Linked DNA regions of Homo sapiens: region 1 is linked to region 2. A link is a loop called in an ENCODE intact Hi-C map of the cell type or tissue named here. Cell type or tissue: psoas muscle. All regions are shown on one strand. Links, peaks and the distances in the headings refer to the core of each region. The heading gives the core; the rest is flanking DNA.

Region 1 (5,378 bases), core at 282-5,281, 130 kb before region 2:
CCCGGCCTGCTACGGCCTTTACTGCATCCTTCACTCGTGGGAAACTTTAACCCCTCTTCTTCAAAACCCATTTCCTCCCAAGGTCACCCTCCCTGGCATGAAGCCTCCATGAGTCTGTCGCTCTCGAGAAGCGGTACACGGTGTTTCCATAGCACTCACCAGGCTACTCCTCCCCATTTGCACACTCTGTCTGCCCTTGGGACGGTAAGCTCCTCAAGGGTCATGCTGCACCTCAATTCCTCACCCAGAACCCGGCAATCATGATGTGTTGAAACCCTGTCCCATGCTGTATTAATGCCGTGAGCTTAGGCCCAGTTTCCACATCTGTAACGAGGGGTTGAACAGCCTCTGCCTGAAGCCTTTAGAGCAGGGGAGAGATGTGACTGGTGTTTAGAAGGCTGACTCTGGTAGGATTTGCCGTAGTCCAGGAAAGAAACGACTGCAACTGTGGCAGAATGGAGACGGGGAGACACGGATCGCTTCTTCACATTTTTCATTTATAATACGGTTATAGTATAGGTTCCTGTTACATAGAGCTTCTAAGAGGACAAGGAGAGCATTTTGAATAATGTCATTGTCACTGTGGTGGGAAGCCGCCACACAGGAGCCCATTTCACTCATGGGCAACGCCTGCTTCTCACAGTAACTGGCTTAGTCTGCCGAGAATACGTAAATGTAGCATGGAGGCTGGGATGCCCAACTTGGCCAGTTCTTGGAGACCTGTTTCTATCTTCTGTACTAAAGTTCACAAATGGATCTAAGTTTGAAAATACACTGACACTGAGCAATGAACTCAGGAATAGGGAGACAGAAAAGCTTTCCCAATTGGGAAAACATTTTTAGTTTTCAGCAGTCGGTAAGAGAAAACGAAAGTGTAAAGAACTTGTTCCCAAACAAGATGGATTAGACAAAGAGTTCCAGGGGCAAAAGTATAAAAGAAGTTTTACACTCTTATCCCTTCTTTCTTAAGAATGAGTCATTTATGCCTTTGCTTAACTTTGTGGATGGCACTAAATCCCAAACACATTTTTTGTTTTACCTGAGGGTAGGTTAGATTCTTTCTTGAGGTATTTTTTTTTTTTTTTTTTGAGATGGAGTCTCACTCTGTCGTCCAGGCTGGAGTGCAGTGGCGCAATCATAGATCACTGCAACCTCCACCTCCTGGGCTCAGGCAATCCTCCCATCTCAGCCTCTCAAGTAGCTGGGACCACAGGCATGTGCCACCATGCCTGGCTAATTTATTGTAGTTTTGGTAGAGACAGGATTTCACCATGTTGCCCTGGCTGGTCTCGAACTCCTGAGCTCAAGTGATCTGCCCGCCTTCACCTCCCAATTCTGCTGGCATTACAGGGGTGAGCCACCGCACCTGGCCTACACTGGTCTTAAACCAATGAAGTGACTTTGCTCTCTCTAGCACCTGTCACAGCATTTAGTCAACAAATGGCTTTAAAGCCCATGCACTGGTAGCAGAGGGGCTCCAAAAGCATTTCATAACTGAATAGTAAACTCAAAAGTAAGAGTGTGTCAATTAGGTGTCAGTTTCACCATAAACACCTCTTTCCTCTGCTTTCCCCAAATGATTCTTTCTTTTGTGGATGATCTCAAAACTATTCTCTTCCCCTCGCATTCCAAAGAACCTGGCAATTTTGCCTCCTAGATTTGACCTAAGGTTTGTTTTTAAAAACTGGCTCCCCCGCAGAAGCCAAGCTTTCGTTTTAGAGCACAGGAGGCAAGAGATCAGGGTTCCAGGCTCTTTCTAACCTTTCTGGACTCCATCGTCTCATCTTTAAAATGGGAATATTTTACTTCATCAGCCTGAAGCAGGGGCCTGGACTAGATGGTCTCCTTTGGAAGGAAAAATCAAATTCAGCTGTTTGTCTAAACACAGAGGGCACTGGGAGTGCCGACCGTGTTGAGGTGTTCAACAAATACGGAATCAGGGGTCCTAGCTGAACCCCACTTACAAGCTGTGTGCCTGTGTACATCACCTTTCAGAACCTCTGGTTTCCACATGTAAAATAGGAATAAGAACACCTACTGCCTGGCAGAGTGATTATCTCACGTGTGGCTGTCACACTCAAGTGTGAGTGTCCTCTCACACTGGAGAGGACCAGGCAGAGTGTGGGGCATGCGGGGAGCTTGTAAGAAATCTGTGTTCAGTCACTAAATGTGTAAGTTATTGGTATTCTAGGAGCCTGTGACCTGCGCTTTACCTGGGGAGACAGGTCTGGTTCGGTGGTGTGTTGGTAAATGCCTAACAACTGGCTCTCTAAGCAAAAAACAAAGTGAAAAACCAAAGCATTTGCTGGTATTCATGGTGTAAACACTCCCGCTGATTTCAAGGTACCACGATGAGTCACTGAAGGCTCAGCGCGGAAGAGATGCTACCAATTGGCTGGGTGCCAGCTGGCTCAGGCACACCAATGACCGTGGGCAAGAGCTGGGTTGGAGGGGTGGTCTCAGATGTGTCCTGACTTGCTGGGATGGCTGGAAAGCTGAGACACACATGGTTCTCAGCTGACGTGGGCCTGCTTGAGGTCTTGATGGAGAGCCGGACACTTGGCTAGGTATGTCCCCCGACAGCTGCATGCTCTGGAGGAGGGAAAACTCTGCTCCCAGAGCACTAGGCACAGCCATTCTGTGGTGGCCCTGACCAGGGGGACCCCGGGACAGAGCCCTAGGCTTTCAAACAATGTCAAAGTTCAACTTGCTTTCGAGTCCGCATTTCTGCAGCCTGGAGCGCTGGGCCTGCTGAGTCGCAAGCTGCCTCTCCCATCGGCTGTGACCTTGGGTTTGCTGGGCCTGGGCAGTGTCTGTGCAGTGTCTATGCTCACTGCCCAGCCACCAATGTGCTGCAGGAAGTGTCTTCGTGGAAACTGGCTTTGGAGGCCCAGTCCTCCTTTCCCTGAGGTGAACCCTGCTGGGCCCCTCCCTCTGTCTCTCCCCTGTCGCTGTGTGCCTGGGAATCTACTGACACGCTTCCCTCCCCTCAGGCCCTCAGGTGAGAACATCTGCCCTGGCCCCCACAGGATGCAGAGTCCACCTGCTGGCCTCTGACCAGGAGCTCAGACTGGGCTGAAAGAGCAAATGCCTTTCTCCTTCACAGCCTGCAGCCTGTTCTCTGGCCTGCCCATACCCACCCACGCCACTCTGCCCCCACTCCATTCGCCGGCATAGTAGGGCTGGTCCCATAGCCATCCCCACAGAGCTGCCTCCTCCTGGGTTACAGGAGGTGCCATAACCGACTCAAGGGGCCCATGCTCACAGACATGGAGGTGTTTCCCAGGCTTCTGCTGCAGTGAACACCCTTGAACACTCACCGTGTCGCCCATGTATGTCTATAGTGGGAGGACACATTTCCAGCTGTGAGGGGAATCACTAGGTCAAAGATATGCACACTTAAGTTCTGAGGAGTGTTATTAAATTTCTCCCAGTTGACACTGCTAACAGCAACCTGGGAGAGGGCTTATTTCCCCACACCCTTGCCCATACAAGGTTATCAAACTGTTTAAACTTTGCCAAACTGACAGGTAAAAAAGTCCCTCACTGGAGTTTCCATTACTCTTATAATGAGTGAGGCTGCGAATTGTCCTCTGTATGGGTGATGATTTGAAGGAGGGAAAAAAGATGTGTGTGGCACAGAGGAAGTGGGGCACATAATCTGCTGGATGGCGGGGATGGGGGAGGACGAATATGGAGTCACTGCAGGTGAAACACAGGAGGGGTCTGTGGGTTCCTTGCAGCTGGCACAGCCTGTGCAACCTCTCCTGCACTTGATCTTCACTCAGGTGGAAGAGGCCAGAGAGAAGGAGCTGAGGCTGAGTCTGTGCGCTGTTGTGAGTGAGGAGGAGGTGGGAGGAGAGCCCAGGAAGCTGCTGGTGGGCAGCTGCCCCTTCTGGTTCTCCCCCTTTCCCTTCCCCGCATGTACACAGGCTGCTTACATGCCCTCCCCGCCTCCCAGGTACTTCTCAGCCCCCAGAAGGCTGGCTTCTGTTCCACTCCCTCCACTGTCTCTGTAGACACTCTCCTGTCTTTGCAAGGCCATGGATGACTTTAGGAAGAAAATAAAGGCAACTGGCTTTTGAACTGCCACATGACATGGGCAGCTCTGGGGAAGCCTCTCCCCGCTCCTGCCCTGTGGCTGCAGGTTCTGCATGCCTTTTGGGTGATTTTTTTATTGATTGATTGATTGATATACTGGTTAATGGATTGATTGATAGGGTCTTGCCCTGTCAGCCAGGCTGGAGTGCAGTGGCACGACTGTAGCTCACTGCAGCCTTGACTTCATGGAATCAAGCAATCCTCCCACATCAGCCTCCTGCATAGCTGGGACTACAGGCAAGCACCACACCACCCGGCTAATTTTTTTTTTTTTTGGTAGAGACAGGGTCTCACTATGTTGCCCAGGCTGGTCTGAAACTCTTGGCCTTAAGTGATCCTTTCGCCTTAGCCTCCCAAAGTGCTTGGGATTATAGCTTTGAGCTACCACGCCCGGTCATCCACATTTATTGACCTGAATAAAGTGTGCTGGACAAACTGTTCAGTGAGAAAAGCCAATTAAATAATCTGGAAGCATAGTCACCCAAATGTTATCGCTGGATTTTTAACATTTCAGGCAATTTTATTAGTTCCTTTTTCATATTTTTCTTCTTCACTTGAAATTTTTACAATCAGTATGTCTTATATCATAGCAACAGTAAGCAAAGCTATTAAAAGTAACCCCAGATGAATTATTTTCAATCCTGTGCCTTCAGTGTACCTAACCAGAAACCTCAAAATCCACTTTAATGACTTTAGTTACCTCCCTAACCTGCTCTGGGCCACCCAATTATATGGCTTCTGGACATTTTTTGAACCCTATTCCGAGGAGGAGCCCCTGCAGCAGCCTTCTGGGTTTGCTTGAGCTCCTGCAGGTTCTCACCCAGGAGGAAGGCAGCGGGGGTGGGGGGCAACCCGGTTTGAAAGGGGTGGTAGTGGGCTGCAAACCACATCGGCAGGTTGCTTTGCCTCACATTGACAAAATGTCTGTTGTCCAAGAATAGGGTAGTTGACAGAAATGAAGGGATCCCAAATCCTCTCTCCATTGAGTCATCAGTGCTCCTGTTCTCAGTTCATCTCTTCCAGTCTACCCTTCACTTACCTCTAGAAATATCTTTCTAAAACATAAAACTGTGCTGTTTAAAGCTAGCAGGAGGCTACTCATTCTTACAGGACTGCCTACCAGATGATCAAGATGCAGTGACAGCTCTGTACAGAGCCCTCCATCAAAGTTTAGTGAGTATCTCATATAAAAGGTGGCTGTTTATATGCATGATATACCACAGGAGAGATTTTTAAAGTACATAAATAACTAGACTATAAGCCTATAAATGACAGGT
Region 2 (5,378 bases), core at 139-5,138:
CCTAAAGCTACTCATGAAGAAACACCAGAAAAAAAAAAAAAAGTCAAGGTTCTTCTGCAAAATAAATGGCCTGTAATCTTTAAAGAGTCAAGAACATGGCCGGGCGCGGTGGCTCACGCCTGTAATACCAGCACTTTGGGAGGCCAAGGCGGGTGGATCACGAGGTCAGGAGATCGAGACCATCCTGTCTAACACGGTGAAATCCCGTCTCTACTAAAATACAAATAATTAGCCAGGCGTGGTGGCGGGCGCCTGTAGTCTCAGCTACTCAGGAGGCTGAGGCAGGAGAACGGCGTGAACCCGGGAGGTGGAGGTTGCAGTGAGCTGAGATCGCTTCACTGCACTCCAGCCCGGGCGACAGAGCGAGACTCCGTCTCAAAAAAAAAAAAAAAGAGTCAAGAACATGAGAGACAGGCCGAAGAACTTCCAGACTAAAGGAGACTAAGAGACAATTAAGCATAAGATGTGATGTTGAACTCATCCTAAAGCCAAAAAAAATGAATAAATAAAAGTAAAAATGTTTTCCTCTTCTACAAAAGACATCTATCAGTAAGACAACTGGCAAAATCTTAATAAGTTCCATAGATGAGACAATTGTACTGTCTCTATGTTAATTTCCCGATTTCAGTAATTACACTTTGGCGAATGTCCTTGTTTTTAGAACGTATCTTGTCCCTTCATCTTATTTAGAGTCACAAATATGCTCTATAGTATCAGAGATGCAATCTAACAAATTATGCCCCCTTAAGTAAAGGGACATTACGCCTGCAACTTACTTGCAAATGGCTCAGAAAAAAGTTACAGAGCCGGGCGCGGTGGCTCACGCCTGTAATCCCAGCACTTTGGGAGGCTGAGGCAGGCAGATCACTTGAGGTCAGGAGTTTGAGACCAGCCTGGCCAACATAGTGAAACCCTGTCTCTACTAAAAACACAAAAATTAGCCAGGTGTAATGACAGGTGCCTGTAATCACAGCTACTTGGGAGGCTGAGGTGGGAGAATGGCGTGAACCCGGGAGGCGGAGGCTGCAGTGAGCTGAGATGGCGCCACTGACTCCAGCCTGGGCGTTGCAGCCAGACTCTATCTCAAAAAAAAAAGTTACAGAAAGAAGGCAAATTTAGGGGAAAGTACAAGGGAATTATTTGTGCTATTTTTGTATATTTTCTGTGACTGAAATTATTATAAAATTAAAAGTTAAAATGTAATTTATATTTATATACTATACTGCTTACATATATCCTACATATAAATTTCAACTTATTTATAAAGTTAGTGTGTGTGTGTATACACATATACACACATATGTGTATATGTGTATATACATATATACACATATACACACATATATATGCACATTATCTTGTTGATAGCTATTTGATCAAGAACTCACACAAACTGGCAATTATGTTAAAGTAATTTGTTAAGTTTTTGCAAAGGGAATTGACAACCATGTAAATTCAAAACCCGCACTAAATACTAATTGCTTTTGTTTATGCATTTCTGGCCTCTCCCCTGACTCCATTTAGTCATTTCCTATAAAAAAAATTTTAAGGGCTGGGCGCGGTGGCTGACACCTGTAATCCTAGCACTTTGGGAGGCCAAGGCGGGTGGATCACCTGAGGTCAGGAGTTCAAGACCAGCCTGGCCAACATGGTGAAACCCCATCTCTACTAAAAATACAAAAATTAGCTGGGTGTGGTGGCAGGCGCCTATAATTCCATCTACTCAGGAGGCTGAGGCAGGAGAGAGAATCGCTTGAACCTGGGGGGGCAGAGGTTGCAGTGAGCCAAGATCGCGCCACTTCACTTCAGCCCGGACAAAAGAGCAAAACTCCGTCTCAAAAAAAAAAAAAAAAAAAATTAAATACTGTAAGAAAAGATCCACTTGTTAAGATGCTGGTTAAAATATTTGGCTACTAAACATCTTAATAAAGTTGTGATAATACTGTATATTATTTTGGTAACATTTCTAATTTCTTTTTATATCCTGGAGATTCTATGATGCTGATATTTCATTTCAGCCTCGAACAACTCCTGATTTTAAAACACAGTCCATTCAGACAAAATGTTACTTCAGTGCTTCTCAAAGCATTATCTGTCCCCATTTATCATTATGACTATCATTATCCCCATTCTCCCTGAGGGGGGCCCTGGGGCATAGGGACACAGCCAACTCATGACGCGGCTGGGATTCAGTGCTCTGCAAACCCTGGTCAAAACCCAAGTTCCAGACCCCCCTAGACACACTGCCACCTGGAGGGACAAGGGGTGGCCTGTTAGTAGAATATTCTCCATCCCTCAAGCCTTGGGCTTCTTTCTTTCCACACAAGTTCCTCTCCTCTCTTTCCATGCAAGGTCCAAGGAACTGCTTATTAAAGGGCTGTCTCAGACTCCACAGACTCTCCCCATCCCAGCCCCTTCCTGCATTAACTCTCCTTTGCATCATCTGGGAACACCCTTGTGAAGATGACCCATTTTCCACTCCAAAGCTTCAGCACCAGCGTCTCACTCTCCCTAACAAGGATTTTATAACAAAAAAAGCTTATGTTGTAAAGTAGAAAGCAAAGTGTTTTCAGCTCATGCACTCTAATACTCCTACTATACTCTTACCCTCCCATGGTAACTCTCCTCTATGCATCCCACCCAGAACATAGTTTAAGTCAATAACATAATTAATAAGTAAAAACTACAGACAGTCCCTAACCTATGATGGTCCAACTTAATATTTTTTTGACTTTACGATGGGTTTATCCAGATGTAAGCCCATTTAAAGTCCAGTCGCATCTGTATATCCAATGTAAAGTTACACCCACACATGCACGAGGATGTGGGGCTGGTCAGGAGTATGAGCGAGGCAACAAACTAAGGCACCAAACAGATGCCCACCATTATTACATATGGTGTATAGATTTAACACCCAGACACCACCACGTCTGCCAGTGAGTGGATCCCCAAGGGCAGCTTCATCCACAAGTGGCACAGGGGCTACACCTTAATGCTAGGGTCCTGGGGCCCCTGGCCCAGCTGGGACCACCAAGATCCTGTCCTCCTCAATCTCTGGGACTGGGGCTCCCCTCCCTCACTTTCTCTGGAATCCCCTTGGACCCCAAGAGCCAGGAGTCCCCTCCCTGTCTTTCCTCCTCTCCCCATCTCCACCTAGCGCCCTACCACTGCCCTCATCTAGGAGGTGCTGGGGTTTGGGTTCCCACAGCATCACGTGGGGAGGGGTGGGGAAAGAGTGACAGGTGGGAGGGGGACACACAAGCAATCCCTAGTTCGGGTTGTATGGAAGATTCCACAGAGTGAGGACAGGGTGAGAGTATTTTGCTACCCGGACCCCCCACGAAAAGCTTCATCATGGACAAGAGAATAAGGACCTGCTGCAACCTTGGCCTGAGGTGGAGGACACGGCCTAGGCAGACTGCAGGGTTTCCAGATGTGAGACTACAGGGACTTTGAATGTGGCTGAAGAAATAGGCCTTAGTTTATTTATCCTGGGTTTTTAATTCCGAACTTTTCCAAACATACAGAGAAGTTGGGTGAATAGATTGATTGCCCGTGTATCTCCACCTAGAACTGTTAACATCTCACCTATGATATTTAAGGAACCAAGTGTACCACCTCAAAATATCATAAGAAAAACACAAGGGAATTTGGAGATTGGGAAAAACAGAATCAATAGAGCTGCACAGTGCAGAAAAGCAAAGAAAGATTAAGATAGCAATTAACACCACCTCTGAGACTGTAAATCAACCAGCTATTAAGGCTCTGATTCTACGTCAGGTACTAAAAATGCCTCCTAAGTGAAAGGGATAGAAATGCCACTGAAGCCAGGCACAGTGGCTCACACCTATGATCCCAGCACTTTGGGAGGCCGACGCAGGCAGATCACCTGAGGTCAGAACATCAAGACCATCCTGGCTAACACAGTGAAATCTCGTCTCTACTAAAAATACAAAAAAATTAGCCAGGCGTGGTGGCAGGCGCCTGTAGTCCCAGCTACTCAGGAGGCTGAGGCAGGAGAATCGCTTGAACCCAGGAGACGGAGGTTGCAGTGAGCCGAGATCGTGCCATTGCACTCCAGCCTGGGCAACAAGAGCGAAACTCCATCTCAAAAAAAAAAAAAAAAAAAAAGAAAGAAAGAAAAGAAAAGAAATGCCACTGAAAAGAATATATGCTGAGGGATGTTACTCATCTTTTACTTCTACACACCATTTCTTTGAATCTTGCCCCAAATGGCATTTTCATGCATTGTCACGTCAATTTGGCTCTCAATTTTCAGTGGAGGGAAATTGCAGCCCAGTGGAACCAGAATCCCCCACAGCTGGAATGCTGGCTCTATCACCTTCTGGGGAGGTGACTCTGGGCCTCTGGTTTACTGTCAAAGTCTTGGCTTCCTCAAGGATAAAATCGAGGTGATAATATCAGATGCACAAGAATTCAGTGTAGGAAGAGTTAGAACAGCGTGATATAGTGCCCTGGAACACTAAAGGTGCTTATGGGGCTATTTTTTAATATTGATGTTTAAATATTCATGTTGTCAACAATCAACAAGTGAATCGCTTATTATGAGTCAGGTGTTAGGTTTTAGATAAAGAAGTATTTCAAGGTGCATCATCTCAGCTGGGCTCAGTGGCTCATGCCTGTAATCCCAGCACTTTGGGAGGTCGAGGTGGAAGGATCACTTGAGCCCAGGCATTCGAGACCAGCCTGGGCAACATAGTGAGACCCTGTCTCTATTTTTTTTTAAATAAACAAAAAATAAAATAAAATAAAATAAAATAAAAACATAGCAAAAAGATGTGCATCATCTCCGGAGCACTGCTGGCTGTGTACTTCCCTGAGTGGTAGAAGATGAAGCTTTACCACTGTAGAGTGCAGCTGGACCCTAGTCCTGTTTCCATCACTCCTAATTGTTTGCCCTTGGGCAGGTCAACAACTGCCCTGAGCTTGTGCTCCTCACCTGTTGGGTGGGCGGGATGGTTCCACCTAGCTCAGAGGGCTAGAGGACACTCCCGCAGGGTCCTTGATAAGAATCTCAGGGACTAACACCCAACCACCTCTAGAAGGTATGTCTTGCAAATCCGGCTGAGTTTAATGACCCTGACATATCCTTTTTTGGAATTTACAGAGGGGAGTGTAGTCCCAAACATCAGAAAGCACTACTGCCAACAAATCTGGACTTGTAAATTGATCTGCTTTTCATACCACTCATTCCTACTTCATTTTTCTTCCTCATTATCAATGAGATCCATCTGTTCCTTAATCACAGTTGCCATCTCTCAAACTTACACCTTTCTGCTTTCTCCACACATTCTCTATGGACATTCCTACATATAATAGCCCCATTCACTTTAATGAGGTCTAAGATATTTATCTAA

What was found. Hi-C counts contacts between places; a loop is a spot of excess contacts. Peaks named below come from ENCODE experiments on the same cell type or tissue, not always from the same donor. Only the 100,000 strongest peaks of a DNase experiment are listed, where the experiment ranks them.
Region 1: it touches region 2 in a loop (1.8-fold over the local background); 92 of 110 quality-filtered maps call a loop at or near these places.

The regions. Positions count from the first base shown.
Region 1 is chr2:85,271,630-85,277,007 of GRCh38, reverse strand. The region is part of intron 3 of TCF7L1 (transcription factor 7 like 1); the gene reads right to left. Among named protein-coding and RNA genes, the nearest start is that of TGOLN2, 54 kb to the left of the region's middle. In psoas muscle, for the core only: no CTCF peak of the experiment used is centred there; a DNase peak (open chromatin) is centred at 2,457; H3K4me3 peaks cover 624 bases; H3K27ac peaks cover 550 bases.
Region 2 is chr2:85,145,251-85,150,628 of GRCh38, reverse strand. The region is part of intron 3 of TCF7L1 (transcription factor 7 like 1); the gene reads right to left. Among named protein-coding and RNA genes, the nearest start is that of TCF7L1, 15 kb to the right of the region's middle. In psoas muscle, for the core only: no CTCF peak of the experiment used is centred there; no DNase peak of the experiment used is centred there.